2 separate regions of the Homo sapiens genome follow, and region 2 is linked to region 1. Evidence: chromatin loops called from intact Hi-C (ENCODE). Cell type or tissue: PC-3. All regions are shown on one strand. Each heading gives the region's core, and the rest is flanking DNA. Links, peaks and the distances in the headings are about the cores only.

Evidence for each region. Hi-C counts contacts between places; a loop is a spot of excess contacts. Peaks named below come from ENCODE experiments on the same cell type or tissue, not always from the same donor. Only the 100,000 strongest peaks of a DNase experiment are listed, where the experiment ranks them.
Region 2: it touches region 1 in a loop (8-fold over the local background); 10 of 110 quality-filtered maps call a loop at or near these places.

What each region holds. Positions count from the first base shown.
Region 1 is chr5:130,719,108-130,722,046 of GRCh38, forward strand. No RefSeq gene overlaps it. Among named protein-coding and RNA genes, the nearest start is that of HINT1, 440 kb to the right of the region's middle. In PC-3, for the core only: a CTCF peak has its summit at 1,448 (motif pointing left); a DNase peak (open chromatin) is centred at 1,444; H3K27ac peaks cover 599 bases.
Region 2 is chr5:129,898,333-129,901,271 of GRCh38, forward strand. CHSY3-AS1 (CHSY3 antisense RNA 1) reads right to left here. Exons shown (of 3, transcript XR_002956248.2): 2 at 1,129-1,177. Among named protein-coding and RNA genes, the nearest start is that of CHSY3, 4.7 kb to the right of the region's middle. In PC-3, for the core only: a CTCF peak has its summit at 1,322 (motif pointing right); no DNase peak of the experiment used is centred there.

The DNA.
Region 1 (2,939 bases), core at 108-2,607:
ACTTAAATGCTGTTGGGAGGAACATAAATTAGTACATCCTCTATGGAAACAGTATGGCAATTTCTCAAATAACTAAAAATAGAACTGTCATTCAACCCAGCAATCCCAATACTAGGTACCTACCCCAAGGAAAAGAAATCATTATATAAAAAAGTCACCTGCATTCATGTTTATCACAGCACTATTGACAATAGCAAAGTCATGGAATCAACCTAAGTGTCCATATCATCGGACTACTGGATAAAGAAAACATGGTCAATACACACCATAGAATACTACTCTGCCATGAAAAATAATGAAATCATGTCTTTTGCAGCAACATGGATAGAAGTGGAGGCCATTATCTTAAGTGAAACAACTTAGAAATAGAAAGTCAAATACTGCAGGTTCTCACTTGTAAGTGAAACACATGAACATACAGAGTAGAACAAAAGACATAGGAGAACCCAAAAATGGGAGGGTGTGAGGGGGAGAGGGATGAGAAATTACCTTTTGGGTACAATTTACACTTTTCAGATGATGTTTACACTAAAAGCCAAGACCACCCCTATGCAATATGTCTCTGCAACAAAAATGCACTTGTACCACCTAAATCTATAAAAATAAAATAAATAATAATATGCTCTGTTTCAGAAACTTCATGTGTACACTCAGGATAATATCAGTAAATATAAATATTTTTTAAATGTCATAAAATATCACTTATCTAAAAGAGTATCTGACATCTATAGATACTTAATAAATGGTAGTTTTCTTCAAGTTGATTTTTTAAACAAAATTTCAATCATAGAAACTCATCTTGAAATGCGTACTTAGTGTTCTTTCCTAGTCAATATTTCATTATCACATTTAAAGGTGAGTCTCACATTAATAAAATCTGACAGTCACATAGCCATATCTGAAACACATAAATCAGGAACAATTGTTCCTATTACAAACCGACTTTTCATTTCCTAATAGAAAGTTGACATGAGTAAAGGGCACTCTTTCGAGTTAATAAAATTTCATCTTTTACTTAAAATGGCCAACATAAAATATCCCCTTTCTGATATCCAAATTTGTAATGTGTTTGACGATTATTAACTACAGAAACTCCAAGGGACAATAGAAACATTAAAGACTACATGTACTGATTGTTATACTAGTGGTGTTGGTAGTAGTAATAATCAAGTACTAGTAATAATCATTATGGCAATAACAATAATAATTAACATTCAGTAAGCACCTAATAAATGTCAGACACTATGCTAGTTTACATGTTTTATTTCATACTCACAAGCTTCTCAGTTACATGTCCTCTATTTACAAATGAAAAAAAATGAGTTTTAATGAGGCCAAATAATCTGTCCAATTTATACAGACATTAAATAGTAGAGACCTTAATACAGACCTCTCTGAGGCTCAGACCATACACATAATCACTATGCACTCTTTTCCTCTCGCTCCCTCTAGAGGATAATCCAGGTAGGAATTTAGGTAGTCTTGGGACAAAAGAGGCTGCTAGAGTGTGTAGGCATATGACTTTGGCTTCTAGCATTACCCAGATATCATCTTTGAAACTAAACAGCCATAGAAAGACTTGTAATTACTGTAAATTATCAGAAAGGAAAAGGAATCACACACAGTCACAGAGGAATTTCTTATAATATTTCTAATATAAAATTATCCAGATAATGAGTTAATTACGTGAGTACATGCATGTGCTCAGATACACACATAAACATACATCTTCATATGCTTTTACACAGAGGTACACACACACACACACACACACACACACACATCTTTAACATTCAGTCCTCCAAGGAAAAAGACTTTTCATGCCCATAAACAGAAGCAGAGTTAGCATATCTCAGAATCTACTTCAGTTTTTTTTTTCTTTCCCTTTATAGTTCTATGCATCTGTCTAGGAATGCCTGCCCCCACCCTGGTATTTGTCATCTATAGGAATAATTTTAGTTGCTAAGGGGAAACATCTTATTTCAAGCATTGGTCCAGCTCATCTGATGCTTTCAGATAGTGAAGTGTGTAAGCTCTTCTGCCTTTCTTGGCTAGATGTGGGATCAGCCTGCAGCAGTAGATGGGAGCAGGATAGAAATTAATTCCTCTCCAGATAAAATCATTGTAAGCCAAAATGACTTTATCAGACAATTTTCCAAATTATAGATAAATGAGAATAAATCAAGGATTATGTTTAAAGAAAGGAGTTTATGTAAAGGCTAAAAGATAGAAGAATAGAAGAAAAAGCAAGGTGTTGAAAGAAACTGGAAGATAAATTAGCCTACCTGAGTATCTTACCTAGAATCACACTTATCAAATCCCACTTTAATTACAGTATGCTCAATCAAAGATAGCAGAGAAATAGTCAGAAAGGAGTGTAGGGATTGTAGGAAAGCTTCCCTTCTTCCCTCTCTGAAGTTTCACTGGAATGAACTGATAATAGACAGATTACCAGGAGAAAAGACATAAATGGAACCGTATAAAATATGAGACTCAAAGAAGGGCCAGATGGTTGAGGCTTAAATGTCCTCTATGTAGGGGAGAGGGAAACTGGGATGGTGGGGCTGTAGAAAATTTTAGAGGGTTAGTAAATTATTTTAGAGGGAATGAATGAGCCTGAAAACAAGACAATGGTTTGTAAATTATTTTCTCTGAATGCTGAATGAGACCAAGGACAAACTATAGTTTGTGTATAGGTTACAGGAAGGTGAGGAACAGGAAATTCACCGTGAACAGAAGTGGTCTTAGTAGGCAGATAAAAGTCTCCCGGGTAATCTCTTGAAGCTGCCATCAGAAGAATAGTTGAAGAAAAGTCAGACTGGGTGTGGTAACAACTTTTAGTCTTTTCTCCATGGTTAAACTTTCTGGGTTTTTTTTTTTTTAATCTTTTTTTTTTTTTTTTTTTTTTTTTTGAGATGGAGTCTCGCTCTGTGGCCCAG
Region 2 (2,939 bases), core at 266-2,765, 820 kb before region 1:
TCCTCCCCCTTATGCTTCCCAGCCTCGAATACCCACAACTCTACTCTCTACTGGAACTGGATACATTAAGGAAAATAAAATAAAGTATATTAGTAAGATTAATTTCACATGTCCTTGCTTTGTAAAATGTGGCTACTAAAAAATTTTAAATTACATATGTGGATAATATTATATCTCTACTGAACAGCACAGATCTATGGGACAGGAAAGGAAACCAATAATTAACAGGGTTGACAATTAAAGCAACAGAAAGAAGGTGGCACATGCATTTTATTTTAAGTTTTCCGAGATAGGAAATATTGAATTGGAGATTATTCATATTTTAGGAAAGTAGTGAACGGAGGCAATTAAAAATAAAAATCTTTTTTTTTTAGCATAAATTCAGTTTAGTGATTAGGAACTTGAGATTTTGCAGCCCATTACCTAATCAGAGACTATTACTACTTACGAAAAAATTCTCATGTGTAAATAGTCCCTTTTTCTTTGTAAAAGCTTGACCGAGTATTTTGCTTATGTCTCAGACTGTCATGGGGCCAAGAAGGGCTGGAAGAAGTGGATGTTTTTATTTCAATTGATTGCTTTTTGACCCTTTCCTAAGTGACAGGAGGAGTTTCATTCTTTCCTCCTCAATTGATCTTCTCACTGATTGTTTAAACAAGTGGACCATATCTTGGTTAGGTAAATCTACAGAAAATAAATGAAGAGTATGTTCTGACCTTAAACAAATGAAGTATTTTTTAAAAATCTTTTTATTATAGAGATCCAAATTTATCTGAAGATAATTACCTACCCTAATAGTAATCAATACCTGGCCAATCAGACCCTATTCACATCTACATCCATTTAGCACCTCCCTCCATCCCATATATTTAAATCCCAGATATCATACCATTTTATCTATAAACATTTCAGTATGTATTTCAGAAAATAAGGACTCTTTGTATAAAAAAACAAGGCTACAATAGCATTATCATACCTAAAAAGTAATTCTTGATTAATAAACCTTTGGTAGCATCAAATCTGCTCAGTGTAAAAAAATTTACTGGAATATTTTCATGGTGATTAAATGCAGATTAATACCAGGCTCTGAAACTTACATAGTTTTATGATATGCCATAAATAATTTACCTTTTCATGTTTCAATATATGAATTTTGATCATCTTCTCATGCTGATTTCTGAGAAAATAAAAATAGAATCAAATTGTTATCTTATTATGTCCCTCTGATTATAATACTCCTTGGCAATATAAAAATATTTTGTAACACAATTTATCCCTTAGGAACAAACTGAATTACCATTATGATTATTAACCACTAGATGCCACAGTTGCTTCACACAAATGAAATTAACTCAGCCTTGATCTGTCAAGAAAAAATGATAACATTCAAAATAGCTTAGTAAAATCCTGATTCAAAGTGTCAGTACAAGCCTAATCTTGATTATACCTTGTAACAGAAGCATAAACTGAACATTCATGTATATATTGACCTTTTACTTTCATAAATGATCAAAGAATGATTCCACCCTTTAAAGTCACTTGCGCCTTTTCTGTGATTTTAAAGTTATTAGTAACCTTTTCCAATTAGTTTTAATATCTAATGTAGTCCCATTAGAGCAGTTTGCTCAAAGACTCTCTGCTAAGTATAGCAGACTTTGTCTTGGGGTGGTTGACATTAAAGTCTTTCCAAAGCCACAGGAACACAATCTCTACAAGAAGAAATCTGTCTTCACTGTGAATCCAGATGATACCTTATGTTCCAGTAGCTACAGCTCAGAGAAGGTGGCAAATAATTCATATGTTACTGTAGTCTAATATGGACATATTTGAAATAGTTAAAGGGTTTAGGAAAGACAGAAAATCAGTTTTGTAATTTTCTTTGTAAACTATTATAATTTTAGAAGGATTTTATTATTGCTTTTTTCTCAAAATCCACTATAGAGGTGCTTCACAGAGATTTTATGAGATGGTTCACAAGTATACTTATTGGCACATTCTTGCTTAGATAAGAACAGCAACTATATGAGACATTTTTTCCAGAGTTATTATTATAGAATTACCTATATTTGTGTATTCTTTCCTCTAACACAGTATATAGATTTTTATTATATTTTGGTATGCAATTATGTTTATTTTTCTTCAATGTTAGTTCCATGAAAATTTCCTCCTCAACAACCCTTACATCCAATTGACATTTTTAAAAATTATTCCTATAACTTATTACTTAATGTTTTGAAAATAAAAAAGTGAGTTCTTGATAGAGATTTCCCAGAAAATTACCTCCTCTAAAAGTCATGTATCTTCAGAACTAAAGTGAGATGAGAAAATTACTTCACTGACTTTGGGAAACGCCCACAAATAACACCCACAAATAACAGGAATCTGAATACATATAAAATTAAATTTACATAAAAATCTTTTCCCAAAGCTTCTACTTATTACAAATAAGGAAAGGGGCAGACACTGTGCAGGAAGAAAAAAAAAAGAGGCTTGTTTTTTCCCTTCTATTCTCAAGTGATGAGGTCACTTCAATAAAGATTTAAATGTTTTCTCTAATTCTACCCTTGTCCCACTGCAGTTTATTTTCTCCCCATAGGAGCTAGAATGATCTTTGTAAACAATAAATAAAAACCAGATCACTACTCTACACAACAGCTTCATTGTCACTCGGAATAAAAGCCAAAGTCTTTATGAATGTCTGCAAGGATCTATATATGCACTGTCCAATATGGTAGTCCCTAGCCACTTGTGTCTATTGAACATTGGAAATGTGGCTAGTTTGAATTCAGGTGTGCTGTAAGTGATGAGCACACAATGGTTTTGAAAAATTAGTACTAATAAAAAGGATGTAAAATATCTCCCGATATTTTGGGTATATTAAGTTGAATAAAAAGTATGAAAATCAATTTCACCTGTTTTTAAATGAGGCTTCTAGAAAA